Linked DNA regions of Mus musculus: region 1 is linked to region 2. A link is a loop called in an ENCODE intact Hi-C map of the cell type or tissue named here. Cell type or tissue: heart. All regions are shown on one strand. Links, peaks and the distances in the headings refer to the core of each region. The heading gives the core; the rest is flanking DNA. Region 1 has its middle 53 kb from the start of 4930554I06Rik. Region 2 holds the start of 4930554I06Rik (RIKEN cDNA 4930554I06 gene).

The links. Peaks named below come from ENCODE experiments on the same cell type or tissue, not always from the same donor. Only the 100,000 strongest peaks of a DNase experiment are listed, where the experiment ranks them.
Region 1: a loop joins it to region 2, with 2.1 times the contacts of the local background. A loop is called at or near these places in 3 of 42 quality-filtered maps.

The regions. Positions count from the first base shown.
Region 1 is chr19:21,047,981-21,056,318 of GRCm38, forward strand. No RefSeq gene overlaps it. Among named protein-coding and RNA genes, the nearest start is that of 4930554I06Rik, 53 kb to the right of the region's middle. In heart, for the core only: no CTCF peak of the experiment used is centred there; DNase peaks (open chromatin) are centred at 3,211 and 3,541; H3K27ac peaks cover 395 bases.
Region 2 is chr19:21,102,081-21,110,418 of GRCm38, forward strand. It overlaps 4930554I06Rik (RIKEN cDNA 4930554I06 gene), which reads left to right and starts at 2,630. Exons shown (of 2, transcript NR_126458.1): 1 at 2,630-2,672; 2 at 2,913-3,458. In heart, for the core only: no CTCF peak of the experiment used is centred there; DNase peaks (open chromatin) are centred at 2,681 and 4,311.

The DNA of each region.
Region 1 (8,338 bases), core at 76-8,075, 54 kb before region 2:
CCTGTCAGATAAGATCAGGCACATTCAGGATGGTAGACCCTCAGACTGTTCTTACGCACTCAGTAAATCCTCAGTAAATACCCACGCCACCCATCTAAACCAAGATTAACTGTGCTTTAAATCTCATTTTACACATTTAAAGAGGGAAAAAAAGGGTGCGGGGGGCGGGGGGGAGGCTATGCAGCCAGGACAGGAAAAATTTCTAAACATGTTTTGTTTCTTGGAGTTTGCCAACACTACAGATTTTTCTGTGTTTATTATTAAATATATAATGCCACACTGTTCCCTCTAAAGCCATTCAGCATGAAAATTGATAGCTCTAGTTGCTTATTTTATTTTCTGCCGAACATCTCAAAATATTCTCTACAACCAGAAAGGGGGTGGAGCAGGGGGTGACTTATTTTCAGTGTTATAAAGCATGAGGATGTAAAATTATGGAGTGAGCACTGCTAGAATAGTTCACTAATAAAAATAACCAGACTTTTGAGTCACTCCTCATTACTGGGTTTATTTATAGTCATCTCTGTTGTTACTCTGGAGATGAGAAGGCAATACATTGCTAAGCAAAATACACCAAGAATACATTTGAAAGGCAGATTGGATGGCACACCGCACCCAAGTATCTTCAAGGTCATGACGTGACAGAGCTTGAATCCTGACCGTCAGTGACATGGCTGACCCAAGAGTACCCAGAGCTAGCAGAGCTCTGCCAGTGAGGATCCCTTTAGAAAAGAGAGTAAAAGATAAATATAGATTCCATGCATCTCATATACTAACTGCAGCTCTAGTTAGGACGCAAGCCCAGGAGGCAGCCATTGAACAGAATAACATGAGAAATGCCCGGGTCTGGGAAAACTCTAAAATTTACCCATGAAATATTATAGGGAGCAGTAGCATTAGGAAACAAAGCCCCAATTTGGGAAACTGTACAAAACTGAAGAAAAATAAAGACCCCTAAACTAAAGATTTCCTGTCAGCTTTCTCTGGACCTTGATTCTATTTGACAGAGAAGAAGTAGCCATCCGAGATGGCTGTGTGCATGCTGAACTCAAAGATGCTTATATTTTACTGGTCATTATGCATCATTTTTAAAAAAGATTTTTAATTATATGTAAGTACACTGTAGCTGTCTTCAGACACTCCAAAAAAGAGCATCAGATCCCATTACAGATGGTTGTGAGCCGCCATGTGGTTGCTGGGATTTGAACTCAGGACCTTCAGAAGAGCAGTCAGTTCTCTTAACTGCTAAGTCATCTCTCCAGTGCCCCATTATGCATTATTGATGAAGGTATTGGAAGACACTTAGGTTTCCCAATGCATCTTAAATAGTGTCAAATATATTTTGGGGAAGAAGCAAGCTGTTTTATTAGGTAATCAAACATTTCTTGAACAATCTGGATGTTCTGTATATGTGGAGAAGACAGAGAATAGTCAGCAGAAAATGATCCCTCCCCCTTGTAAGCCTGAGTGAAGGCAGAGCATCATGGGAGTATCTCTGGTTTGACTTGGATATGCTCCAACCCTGAATGAGATTGTAGTTTTGAGGATGTGCCATGTTATCAGTAGTTTCAGACTCAGAAGTCACTCTCACTGTGAAGAGAATGCATTTAATGCTAAGTAAGTAACTTAGGGGGGAGGTTATTGTATCCAAATGTAAAGTAAAACTGTAGGCAGGAGTTGGATACACATACACACACACACAGACACACACACAGACACACACACAGACACACACACACACACACACACACACACACACACACACACACAGAGCCACTCCCAGGATTAGAAGAGCTTGATGTTGCTGTCTTCAGTGTTGTAAGTGCAAAAAGGAAGGAGAGAAAAAGACATAGGGAAGAAAGGGCAAAAATGGAGTTAGACTGGATTCCCTGCCTGGAAATGACAAAGACCTAAGTTTTGAAACTACTGGGTGAGAAAGATCTGGATAAGGTCATACAGTGAGAATGTAGCAGAGTTTCTTGGAAAGAAATGAGACAATTCTTCCGAGTAAACAAATAAAAAAATAAACAAGACAATATAGTAAGGAATTCACGGCACACTGTTTTTATGCTGCTTGACCTCTGGGCAATTTGGGATATCTCCGAGCACTTACAAAGCCAGATAATGGACACTGGAGTCCATACCAAGTGAAATTGATTGGGTAGGACTGTGATGTTCCAGGCATTTGCTTTTCTGCTAAGATAAGCACAGTGTATCTACTTGGCCACAGGCATGGACCATGGCCTCCTCATGGCTCTTTCTTAGCTGTGCCCCCTTTGGAGAATGACCTGGGCTCCTTGAATCTTGTTAGCCTCATCCCTGAATTAAAGAGATATGACTGTCCTGGAGAGTAAATAAATCAATATGCGTATAGTACTTAGAACACAATAGAACCTGGCATATACTTCTATTTTCATCTGTTCCAATTTCAGAGGTAGGACCCATGGAGTCATGGCCCAGGAGAAAGCCATGAGTCCAATTTTACAGTGGAGGTTTTCAACCTTGTGTGGGCAGCCATTATCTGGGGAGCCAGTGTTATACATGAGTGTACTGGACCCATCACGAAGTAAAAGGTCCGAATGGTATTTATAGGACTTGCTTAGAGCCATGTGATTCTGATGTCAGTCCCACTGAAGCCCAGGTGACTTGGAGATGTGAATCTGAGATTTCCAAGTTAGAGTCTTACATGGTAGGGACCAAAAGGGTCTAGTAGAGAACCAGAAAGAATATGTTTTAAATTAGGGGCAAGAGTAAAGTTTGAAGACATAAGAGAAACACTTGTGAATAAGATGGGAGAGTCCAATGTGAATAAGTATTTATATTGCCTATATGTGTAAATATACTAGAATATATGTATACATACATATATGAACATACATGTGATTCACATGTATACATTATTTATACACACATATGTAGGTATGTATACCCATAATACATACACACACACATATACAAATATATCCACACATATTCATAACCTCTTTGTAGAAATAGTTCATCTCTGTGATGAAATGGTTGGCTAGTGTTGATTTTTTTTTCCAGCAGGTTAAGAATAAGGAAAAATAAAGGGACTAGGGAAATTCCAGAAGCCACAGATCCTCAAAAAAGTCCCCAATTCAAACTGCTTCTCCCAAGCTAATCACAGTGATGGAAGCCGGAAGAATATGAAGCAGCCAGTTTGGACAGGAACTACATAGGAGGAGGCGCTTTCTATTCTGAGAGGCCCATCCCCAGCTTCTTACCACAGACCTCCGGCACCACTGAAGTTGTGTTTCTCAGAATTCTAGACAAGACGAAGAAGGTTCAGGATAACACAGGCTCAGTAGTCAACACAAGCAATGGCATAGATTATACGTTCTGACCTTACCCAGGGAAGTGTAAAACATATTTAGTATTTTCACAAGTGTCCCTAGTGAAAAGCTCCATTTCCATAACTGCCCTTGGATCATCCCTCCCAACTCAGCACAGGAAACCCGGCCTGACGGCAAGCTAGGTCACTGCTGCCCTTAGGCCTGACCTGCTGCTGCCTGGATCTGCCACCAAAAGCAGCTCTGAGAACGCAGGCATGTTCAGACTCCAAAAAGACACTTCCTGCCTGAAGACAGGTCACTCAGCTTCAGACGCAGTCTGGAAAGGAGACCTAGGAAGCCTGCTCCTTTGTCAATTGCTTTTAGTCTCTGGTGAGATTAATAGAAAGATAGGATGTCATGAGTATGCCTGTTTGGGATTCTCCACCTTGCTGCGGCAAGATTAGGAAATGCACACATGCAGGCATGAGCCCATACATGAACAGACACTTACACACAAAATAGACATGGACCATGGCGAAGAGAAGTTACTAGTGCTAAAGAGAAGACAGCATCCCCAAAACCCTACAGGAAGAAGAAAAGTTAAATGGAAGGAGGTAAAGACCGAGTATAGCATCAAACAGCAGCAGTTACGCTGGCTGCCTGAGAGGCCATAACTTGGCTCCCTTGTTTGCATTGCAAGTCAATACTCCTCTCCCTTGAAACTCCAGGTTGTAAATGTGTTCATAGCTGAGATCATCTAGTCCCAGACATACAAAAATAAAATAAAATGAAACTGCTTAGTCATTGTTCCTGGTGAACCAGTTTGGCAAGAGTTAACCTAGTTCCTCCCATAAAGCTGAAGATATTTGGCTCACAGCTTAGCCAGGAAGCTGCTCTCCCCACAGGTTTGCTGACCTCAATCAGGACGCCCCAGAAACTTGGGCCTTCACAGAATGATCTTCCTAATTGAGTGGAAATGGCAGCGTTGCACACTGTCCTTGCCAGTCCCTGCCATCATTGATAGATCAGTTTCTCCGGTGAACACAAGTATCCTGAGTTTTGACTTCATCCCAGTGGGCCGTAGAACTCTGGCTCTTGAATAAGGTGTGCCAGCTTTCCCTATGAACTCACAGAGAGGTTGGAGAATTACAAATCAGTTAACCTAAATGTGAGCCTCCAAAGGGCTGGAAGACCGGTAGCTCCAGAAGTTTCCATAGGAGAGACAGGGACAGAGATATTGTTGGAAAAGGAGCAGTTAGAGGCATCAGCCTCATGCTGTGACCTAAACCAGTGAATGAGCAATAATTGCTTATCCCTGGATTACACTCTGAAGAGAAGCAAAACAAAGTAGGTCTTGGAGGATAATGTCAATAAGAAGGAGAGAGAGAGAGAAAAAAAGCAAACCAATTGTCCATATTAAAGAATAGTAAAGTCAGACAGTGGTGGCGCACGCCTTTAATCCCAGCACTTGGGAGGCAGAGGCAGGCGTATTTCTGAGTTCGAGGCCAGCCTGGACTACAAAGTGAGTTCCAGGACAGCCAGGGCTACACAGAGAAACCCTGTCTCGAAAAACAAAACAAAACAAAAAACAAAAAAACAAACAAACAAAGAATAGTAAGGCCAATCAGGGCAAGTGGAGGACAGTGGACAGTGCAGGCAGAAATGGGAGCCAGGAGGATCCAGGCAAAGTCCAAAGGGCCATTCTGGTGCTGGGTGGTGGAGGGCGGGGCAGAGTAACTGATTTGTCTTGACACCTAACTGTTAGCACAGTGACTCCTGTAAGAGTCTCTACTTATTGATAAAAGGGACCCTGAGCACTTAATAGAGAGGAAGATGGAGCAGTAAAGAGGAGGTCTGAGAAGATAGAGAGGGGAGAGAAGGAAAGGGGAGAACAAGAAAGGGGAGGAAAGACAGACAAGGAAGATGGGAGAAGAGGACATGGGGGAGGTATCCAGCTGAGACCATCTGACTTCTTAGGGGACCTCTTGGAGCTTAAGAATGGTTTCACCCTTTTCATCAATCTCATAACAAATGCAGTCGTTGGCTGTTGCTGTGGCCAAAGCTCTTGCTCTATGGAAATAAGATTTGTTTCCTACTGCTACATCCATCAGAATTGCTTTCTAAGGGTGATTTCATACAACTTCCTTTGACATACAATGGGATGAAAGAGGAGCGCTATGGGAATAGAGTGCTAATATCAAATCCAAGCCTTGCCCACACTATGTAAGCACTCTGCCTTCTGAACTATATACACCTCGGGCCCTGCTTTGACATCTTAACGGAGATTCTACCCAACCTGGTCCAATCTTTCTACAGAAAGCAAACCCATTTCCCTTACTTCATAAATATCGCCACTGAAAACATTCTCATGGGTTCCTTCCCTCAACAAGTTCTCCTTGTATTTCTGACCACTGTTTGAGCTGATGGGAAGATAAGTGTGAGCCCAGTTTCCGTTATCATGCTATTTGTGGACTAAGAGGCACCAATCAGAAACTCAGTGTGTCACGGTGCTGTCATTTCCAGTAAGAATAAAAATGCCACAAGCCCTGGACTATGATGTAATGAGAGGAACTGTAACAGACCTAAGCAAAGAGAGACCAGAGTGAGGACCCAAGGTCACCCGAAGGCTGGTGTGACACACCCCCCTCTGGTATGAGGCTCCTTTATTTTATTTAATATGGCTTTCTGGGCAAGAGAGGACCAATAAAGACAGGCCATCTGTGTCTGTGCTCCCCCCAGCTGCCCATGAAAATCTCTCACAGTTGTTACCTTCTGGAAGGCTCAGGCTGTTGTCACTATTCCCAGTTTGCTTGTTCCAGAGAAATTATGAAAGTTTAAGAACAAAGTATTTAGTCTTTCAAAATTATCTATTCTCCTAGAACAAAAATTAAAATAATATGTGTAAACGCAGCATACGGATGCATTATTATTTATCTCCTACTGGGTAAACTAGAAGATGATTTGAATCCCGTTGTCTACTGGAGAGTCAAAGGCTCCCAGCCTCCGCAGTGGAAGCAGGCTGTGCAACGGGGCTCACTCTGAGATCATGAACCAATCCTGTCAGTTCCTGAGCAGGCACCGGTTGGGATGGCAACCTGTGTGGAGAGTAACAGTGCTCGCCACACATTCCTATCCTGTGTCCCTTCACTACCCAGTGCTCTCTCCCCTGCCAATCTCACCATGCCTTAAAGCACCATTTCTAAAGAATACTAATGTGGATTGCAGACCTTGGCCACAATCTGACAGTCTTTTGAGAGAAATTGAGAGGTAAATATAAATAAATAAATAAACAAACAAAATAAATAGTAATAAATACCACTAAACAGAAATCCCAATTAAAGTGTGATGCAATTAGTCTTTTTAAAATTTTTTCTGAGAGTAGTTTATTATATTTATTTTTAAAAAAGAATACAGACAAAAACAAGACCTGCTGGTTCTGGCTAAGCCATCTTGTACAGTAGCTACTGCCTGTTTTTTTTTTTTTTTTTTTTTTAACAGTTTCAAGAGAGGTACATTCTATTCCAAGGCTCATGCACAGGGCTTACTTAGCAATATCATTCCTTTTGTCTTTCATCCTGTGTCACTGTGGTAGATAGAAATGCTGGCACAGCCTGCTAATGTCATCGTGGACCAGTGAGGCTATTAGTGGGTGGCGGATTTTAAAGGTGTATGTTTATTCTTACTTCAGCCTCAAATTCCTATTCATAGAGCACACTGCCCACCTACCTACACCATCCTTCCTTATTTTGAATCAAATTTCATCTCCCTGAAGTATATATTAAAACTGACAGAACGTTTATCAGTTGCTACTTAGGGCTGGATGTGGGGAGCTATCCCTCACTTGCAATATCCGAGAGACAGAACAGTTGGGTGGGCTATGATTAGACAACTGTAAAATAGTTGAAGTACGTGAGCAGAACTCACATGAGAGAAAACCCCAGACAGCTGATAAATATGTGGGGGAAAATGTAAACCCTCACTAGTCATCAGGGGGAAGCCTCTTTAAGCAGCAATAATATATCATTTCATGACCAACAAGCTTAACAACCATCCTAAAACAAGAATTTGTGCTGTCAACCCTGAAAGAACTCGGCAGGGTGTAGGGATATCTTCTCCGAAGGCAGTCATGGTGTTCTCAATGCTGGACACCTTGCTTAGTGCCATGCTTCCCAAGTCTATGAAAGCCATACACAGCCCACGTAAAGGAGAGACCCCCGAGGACTCCGTGGCACTGTGCATAATGATAAAGTGAACTAGAGAGAAAATGGGTATCACAGGGTAGAGTCAAGCTATGTGCAGAAACATAACAAATCTTGTGTTTCGCTCACCTCATCCGGCAAGGAAAAACGCAACACGGTCGGATTCTTCTCAACAGCTTTATTGCAGGAACGCCTCGATGCTACGGAAACCCCGGGAACCCAGGGAGGACTGCTTATATACACCCCAGCACTGGGGAGGGCTATGTGTCCTCCTGGGATTGGTCAGTCTGCCGGCACCTTAATTTGCATGCACCCACTCGGGAGGGGTTGGCGACAGATTCGGGCTAGTGCCTGCCTGCACATCTGCCTACATCGCTTTTTCTTAAAGATGAATTGAAGAGAGAGTAGTGAGAGGAAGGGGGGGGAGAGAGAGAGAGAGAGAGAGAGAGAGAGAGAGAGAGAGAGAATCCCACTAATATAAGGAGAAACAAAAGACTAGTGTTCTGCTTCCCACTGGCTTCTGGGGAGCTGGGTACAGCAAACCTCAGAGAAGCAAACGAAGAAGAATCCTCAGAAAGAAGAAAGGAGGGAAAAGTGACACAGTGAGATGATTGCTTGATGTGCCTAAGAGTTTATTACAAAAAAGGAGGACTGATGAATTCATTTCTCTTAAGTCCAAATGGTAAGCACGTGTTTATTTTATTTTATTTTTCTGTGTATTTGAAGAATTCCAAGTTGAAAATTCAGTAACTACAAAACAAAATCAAAACAAAACCACAAACAGTGTACAATTAAAAAAACAACAACAACAATCTGAGAGATTGTTGTAGATCAAATTCTGGAGAG
Region 2 (8,338 bases), core at 314-8,313:
GCCTCTGCCTCTGCCTCTGCCTCTGCCTCTGCCAAGTGCCAGGAGTACAAACATGTACCATCATGTCCAGGTTATATGTATATATATATATATATATATATATATATATATATCACAACAGAATTATATATGTATATATATATGTATATATATATATATATATATATATATATATATATATATATATATCACAACAGAATTTATTATTAAAAAGTAGTGTTCCATATTTAAGTGGTAGCCTTCCATTACTGGAGGGGGTGGGGTGACATAAAAGAAGCAAGGTTTAGTTTAGGCTCATGGGTTTGTAGATTTTGGTGTGCTTTGAGCCCTGTGACAAGGCACTACTATATTATGGCGGGGAGTGTATGGTAAAACAAACTATCTCATGGCTAGGATGGGAGAGAGGAAGAATAAGGAGAAAGTGTACTGTACCTTTAAGGACACATTCCCAATGATCTGAAGACCTCCCATAAGGCCCCACCCTTTAACATGTCTACATCCTCTCAGTGGGACAGTAGACAGAGGCTCAAGCCTTTAATAACATTGATTGCTAGAGAGTGTTAGAGAATGTTCTAAGACCTGAATTTATTGTTATTATTTGGGGCCTTGGTCTTTGCCGTATAGCTCAGACTGACCTCCACGTTGCAGTCTTTCTGTCTGAGCCTCCTTAACGTTGGGATTACAGGTGGGCCACCAGATGTGGTGCTAGAACTTGATTTTTAACATATTCTAAACAGGGCTATCACACTGTAATGTTGCCCCTTTCCTGGCTTCATGTCCCTTAGTAGTTCTTTACTAGTTCACAAAACTGTGAGGGGTAATTGTTGCACATAAGCTGTCCTCTTCTGTAAGAAATACAATCCCAGCACTTAGAGGAAGGTCATGAGTTTTAAGTTTAGCCTGAATGTGAAACAATGAAGCTTAGTGGATAAACCTAGGTATTATACATCATTTTCCCTGTTGCTGTGAGTAAATGCCTTGGTTAGGACAAAGGCAACTTAAAAATGGGCTTTAATGGGTTTTATTTTTTATTTTGACATACAGTTCGAAGGGATACAGTCAGCCATATTAGTGAAGCTACGGCAGCAGAAACCTAAATCAGTTGATCATATTTTCTAGCTTAAAAGTATGTAGGGATTAGAAGGCAGACTAAAAACTGCTACTAAAAAACAAAACCCAAACAAACAAACAAGCCTTTAAAACTCCCAAACTCCACCATGTCTGAAGGGACTGTAGCCAGCCTGAGCATGGTACACGTGACTCTGCCTGGTCTTGTCCTTTCCCCCATTCTCTCTGCCTTACTAAAGGCCATTAGATTACATCCCTAAAAGCTGGCTTCCAAGGTCTATTCTCTTATTTGGCTACTTCTTCCTCTTGAGGCTGACCACCAAGCTCTATCAAAGTATTGAAGTCCAGCAATCAAAAGCCCCTTAGCCTGTACAGTTAAAATTAAACACCTCATTCTAACACAGCGTTTCCCCCTTTACATTTATAAACTGCCCTTTGCTTGTGTGTCTGTCTCCTCTCTAGCCAGAGGTAGTCCTCTGACCCAATCCAGGACATACCCCTGCCTCCTCTCCCTTGTTCCCTTCTCCTGTTTCCTTGACCTTTATCTCCTGTCTTTGTCTCTTATTCTCTGCCTTTGTCCCTCTGGGGCAAATAAATCTCCACTGTGCAGAGAACGTGGTCTTGGGGCTTCCTGAGCCTAGACTATTCCCTTACAAGGTCAAGTCCCACACCTAGTGATGTAATTCCTTTGGTGAAGCTCCCTCTCTTAAGGACTCCATAACCTTCTTACAAAACAGTGTTACCAACTGCTGGCAATAGGCATTTCACATTCAAACTGCAACAACCCCCAGCTACCTCAGATACCCAGGAATGTGGGTAGATGGATGTCAGTGGTTGAGGTCCTCATATGTAGAACCATCAGAAGGATAAGTTATATGTCTTATAAAAGACCATACACTAGATAGCTTTGGGGGGGGGGGAACAATTCTTGTTTCTCACAGTTCTGGAAGATAGGATGTTCACTTAGCAGACTGATTTCTAAAGAAGCCTGCTTTGTCATAGATGGCTCCTCCTCTGTGTCCTCTCATGGTGCAAGAGGTCACTAGTTCTCCAGGGCCTTGATTATAAGGACATTAATTCCATGAATGTGGACTCCACACTCCTATCCTAGCTTCCTTCCATAGACTTTATCTGTTAACACCACCTCTGTGGGACTAGGATTCCAATATATAATCTGAGGCAGCTACAAACTTTTAGTCTTTGAAAGAGCTGCCCAGAATTCCGATAGAGCAAGAAGTGGAAGAAAACGGGAGTACTGTCGGATTGTATCAACGGATGGTTCCTTCATGACTCAGAAAACAAGTGAGGGGACCATCTGCGGGTATTTGAGGTCACAAGGTTCTATTGGAGGCCACAGTACCACCCCGCCCCATCACGTGATAATAGAACCTGAGTACAGTAGATAGAACAGGAAAATACCAAGGGCACGCCCCTTCTGTGATGCAAACCACACTGGTCCTTGTAGTCTGATAGCAGGAGCAAGAGGAACAATAACATACTCTCCTATGACAAGTCAAGGAGGGAACAAACAGTAAAGCCAGCAGGCATCAAGGGAGCAGGCAGTCTCCTCAATGCCCAGAGTGGCACTAGTAACCACCCCAGGAGTGAGTCACTGGCATGGGGGAGGGCTGAGGAAAGGCTGCAGCTCTCGCGCACGCTGGGCTGGTAAACAACCCCAAAGGATCAGAGCCAAACCAGGAAATGCCAGAATATCAACCTGTGGTTTCGGGGTGGATGCCTGGGCCCCACCACAGGGCTGCTACAGGGGTAGTGTCTGGAGATAGAATCCAGAAGGTTCCATTTTAAGCAAGGTTTGAGAAGATCTTTGTTTTTTAAATCAGTAGAACCCAAGGACAAGCAACGGAGCACCTTGGGCTGGACTCTTAAGTTGGGAGACTTTGGAGCCACAGTCTAGCCTCGCTCTCAAGAGGAAGACCAGCTAGGGGTCAAGGGAAGACCCCCAGGGGTAAATCTGCTCATCCAGTGCTTAAGAAAACCCACTTCAAATGTGATATTAGGCCCATCGCCAAGGCCTGACTCAGCTTCTCTCCATGGCCTGTGCTGGGTGTTTGCTTAGGGTTACACTGTGGGCAGGACACAACCAGGAAGAGAAGAGAAGACCTCTTCACCCGCAATGTCCATGGGTACCTGTGTCTGCCCACCCGGAGGCCTTGCTGGCTTAACTAGAAGCATGCTGGCTATTTGAAAGTTTTGTTATTGTTATTCTCTTTGGTCTTGTTTTTATCGTGATTTGGTTTGGTTTTCCACGGGAGTTTGTTTCTGGGTTTAGACGCCTGATTTACTTTCTTCTAAAGCACCCAGGAGGGATGGGGAAATGCTTTGGGTCAGAATACAACATTTAAAAGTAAACGAATGAACTGAGAAGTTAATCTTACTGACTTAAATTTTTATTTCTTCTCTTGTAGATTAAGTTTTGCAAAACAGAGCTTGCTCAATTAAGTAGGATCTTAAAAATCTGAACATGTAGAGGTAGTTTAATTGTATCCATTGAGGGTTTTTTTTTTGTTTTTTGTTTTGGGGTTTTTTTGTTTTTTTGTTTTTTTTTTGCCCCACCCCTTCTCTGTTTGACATAGAGAATCACTGGAATGTATTAAAGACATCAGAACAAAGCCACTGTCTAAGACAAGTTGCATAGGAAATGAAACAATAAAGGTTGAGCAGGGCAGTGTGTTAAATTGAGTCCTAAAATGAGAACCCCAGTCAGGAGAATTGACTAGATCTTCACAAGGTCCTCTCTTCTTCTTCTTCCGGTGTTCAATGTTACCATTTTGTAGATCCTGCTCCCCCACTCTCTCTCCCCTCCCTTCTCTGTCTCTCTTTTTCTGTCTGTCTGTCTCTGTCTGTCCCCACTCCCACACACCCCCTTTGCCTTCCTCCTTCCAAATTGAGTACATAGGTTTTCAAGTTTCAGGAATAAATCAAGCCAATAGATGCTCAGCTTTGGTTGAGGACATGTGAGGAGGAATGGGGGTTTTGTTTGATCAGTTTGGGGTTGTTTTCTTTTGTTTTGTTTTAAGATAGAAACACAACTCATACTATGTTTTTCCTTCTTTTGGTGATGATCCACCCACTGGGTCTTGCCATCAGTGACAAGCTCCGATTGTAGTCGGCAGATGGCCTTTGATTGGCTGGATACCATCAGTGTTCCTTCTGGGTGAGCTATTGAGTAACAAAGTTTCAGAATGCATTTGGTTATTCACACTGTAATTAAAGGAAGGTCCTTGCTTTGCCCGCAGCTTTCCCAACACAAACAGAAGAGGCGTGAGTCAGCGCAGGCAGCTGCCCCGAGGTAGTACAGTGTTTGTTTCTTTTTTTTTTTTCTTTTTTTTTTTTTCTTTTTGCCAATAAAATATGCCTGGGAGGACAAAGAGCAGCAGGAAGCAGTGACACAGAGTGAGCTGGGAAATTCCAGCTGCCCTCCTGCCCTACTTATAAGGAATAGATATGAGTCATTTTTTTTTAAAGATGCAAACAGATGTTGAATTGGCTAACAAAGTCCCATGCAACATTTAGCCTCTTAGGACTTTGTTTCCTCTTCAGCGGAAAAAGAAAAACAAGGTATTATATTTGGACGTGGACACCTGGATAGTATTGCCAAGTACAGCCATGGAAGAAGAGGCGAGCACACATGCTGTTCTGCTCGACTATGCTATTTCTTCTGCCCTTGAAGTCAGCCTTCAGCTGACGCATCCTTCTACATAAGACAAGCTAAAGGAGAGAATACACCACAGTCAAGGGCCTGGCTGTGAAGATTTGGTGGCGTGTCCTTCGAGACACTGAGTCAACAGGCATAAACATTAACCTGTGTGTGTCTCTGCGATCACCACAGTGTATGAAGGTAGCGTCCTAGGTTTGACCTCGGCTCTGCACCAAACAGCCAGGTGGCCATGTTTCCTAACTTGCAAAAGCAAGCTTGCACCTGGAAGGGCACGCGCTCTATTGCTAGTCTGTAATTGCAGGATTAAAAAAAATTGAAAATATGTAACCACACTTTCCATCTATCAGTTGTGATTTTTTTTAAATCTCACCTACAGTGAGACTAAACACATGAGATAGGAAATAATTTTTTATCAATTTGCTTTCATGGGAGGGACAGAAAGCAAGGCAGAATAATGGGTTAAGGGTAAGATAAAATGTGTAACAGGCAAACAATTAATTTTTTTTTTCTTTTGAGCTCCGGTTGTTATAATGATCACATGAGCTCACCTCCTTACACAGTTTATGGTGGATTATTATGCCCTCCAGAAGTGTTGTTGCCATTATTAACAAAGTAAGCATAGTGATCCAATAAACACTGGGCAAACTCCTCCTGCCTAACCAGGAACTAAGCTAAACATTAAACAGAAGCTTACTACAGTCAAGAGAGTCAGACAGATGACAATATTTATCCTTAAAACGGCTTGCTTGCTTTTGGTTTTTGTTTGTTTTACTTGCTTGCTTGCTTGGTTCGGTTTGTTGGTGTATTTGTTTGTCGGAATGATTTCAGATTAAATATATTGCTAACCCCCCGCCCCCCTCCATTTTCAAAGTCTATGCTTCCTTTTAAGTACGGGTGCCCCAAATCCCAAGAGAAAGGTGTGTGATGTTTTGCAAAGTCTCCACTGGTTTCTGCAATCAGTGAAGAAGTAAAATATGTCACGTCTACAATCATCAGGATCAAGGACAGTGTGTGTGTGTTTGTGTGTGTGTGTGTTGGGGGGGGGGGTGTGGTGTGGTGTTCAGTGACCTGGAGGGAAGGGAGTGAATAGTGGCAAGCTCACTGTCCTCGGGGATAGAGGACTGACCTTGGGCTGTGAAGCACTGTGTTATCTCTGGCTCAGGGTTCCTGCTTGAGCCTGCTCACCCTTCTCAGTTTACACTGCAGAAGAACTGACTGATTGCCCTTCCCTGCCTTGAGTGTCTTTAATGTCCTAAGCTGTCTCAGACTTCTGCAGATTCTCACCCCTGTCTTTAGCCTGACATCGCTCATTCCCAGTACCTCGTTCTTCTGTCCTTCCCCTCACCTGCCGGGCCTTCAGGTCTCCCCCAGGTTACCCGCTGCTCAGGCACGGAGATGCAGCCCCATCTCACTCCCTAAATTTCCCTCGGCTCTCCCTGTCTCCCACCCCGTTAAGGGCCTCCAATCTTCTGCCACCCCAATGGCATTGACATGGCACTTTAAAGATTTCGGACCCCCCTGCCTCCATCTGACATCACTCCTGATATTCTCAATTGTAAGACATGTCTTTTGAAGAACATTTAGCCATGCCTGAAGACATTTTTTTTGTTTGTTCCTCCTGGAAGTGTGGGAACCTATTAGCCTCTGTTGGGTAGAAGCCAAAGGTAGGAGTGCAACTCAGACAATCTCAAGACAGCTGGCAACAGCTCAGGACCATCAGGCCTCAAATAACACCAGTGCTATGGTTGAAAAAACACTACTAAGTATCTATAAAGTAGCGCCTCATTCAGCCAGCTCTAAGCACAGTGCTGGCTGCTCAATAGAAATCCAACCTCAAAATAAACTTAAAGTAACTGAAAACACTGGCTTCATCAGACTAGGACATAGGTAACACCGGATTTGACTTCTGACAGGTCAGAGGCAACTCAAGATTCAGCGGTAGGTGACTCACAGGAGCTGTCCCAACATGTCTGTCCAGTTCCCTCCAGGACTATTGTTCTCTTTTCTGCTGTTTGCCTGGAACCTATGTATACCGTTCCTCACTCTTACCTGTTTGTTTCCGTTCTACTCTAAAGTAGTGATTTTACCTTGGCACAATAAATCATACTCCATCTGTTTATTCCCAACCTTCCCATTTCATGTTAACAAGCATCTCAATTACTAGGTACTGTGCAGTTACCACAAGGACAAAATCATGAGTAAGAAGAGGCCTGTCCTGCCTGGGGGATCTTGAGCAGCAGCAGAAGAGTGGGGGAGGGGGAGTCCGGTTCTCTCTTCTTTAGCAGGTTTCAGAGGATAAGGCCTTTGCTGGGTCTTCAAGCACATTCATTACTGATTTTGAAAAAAAGCACGTATCTGTACATGTTCTTTCACTGCTGGAGGTCAGGCCAGGTTGTTTATAACTGCTATATCCATTAGGATCAAAGCTTTAGCTTAAGTTCCAACAACCTCTCAGGGGCTTATGAGAATCCAGGCTGTGGGGGTCCATCCTCAGGTTGTGATTCCCCATAGGTCCCGCATGAAACCAGAAAATTCACATTTCTGACTGCTGATGCTGCTAACAGTGATGATGATGGTAACAATGATAATGATGGTGATGGTAGTGATGGTGATGATGGTGGTGGTGATGATGCATCTTTTCATGGTATCTAGGACCATATTCCACTATACACAGTCAGCTAACTCCTTGCCTGACCAACATACACCTTCCCAGTTCTTCCTAAACAAAATGTTTGAGTGCTTGAATTTCTGCCAACAGGAGAGGAGAACCCTTTCCAATGTATTCTTATAACCAAAGCGCATCAGCTTTTAAAAGTAAGCATATTGTCAGATTCACTTTATTATACTCAGTGCCCTTGGGAACATAGTTGCTCATTGGAAATAATGACCAATAACATTCTTGAAGACCTTTATAACTGGAAATAAAATGTTTTATTTACTGATGCATTAAATGTACAACCTTATTATCCAGGCTTCCCTTTTTTTTTTGGTGATATGTATTAAATGCTTTTATTTTAATGATAGTGTTTGGCTACATGAATGTAGCACTTCTAAATATGTTTCTTTCCATTCCTTCCTCCCGCCCCCCATATGTGTGTGTATGTGTGTGTGTGTATGTGTGTATGTGTTTGTGTGTATGTGTTTGTGTGTGTGTGTGTGTGTTTTGTTTATCATTTTGAATTCCGTGGGTTATAGCCTTGTATAATCTCCTTCTCTCATTCAGTCTCTCATCTTCAATGATTTCCCACAGTTCTAACAGGTTATCCACGTGCGTCTTGAAACTTTTAATCTGTGGAGACAAATGCTAAACATATGAGGTTCCTGTTAACATCTGCACTGTGCTGAATTCCAGTTGGCTGGTATTTAATGCCTTAGTTGATAAATATGTAAAGCTTAACTTCTAAGAGAAACACATGTAACTGCATACATTTTTTTTGTACACAGCTTCTTTTGACCCACTAATATCAGCAATAGCAAGCTTACATGTATGGCTTTTAGGTGTGTTTGTGTGTGTGCATTTGTGGATGGGGTGTGTGTGTTTGTGAGTGCACACGTGCACAGGGATGTGGAGGCTAGAACGCAACAGTGGAT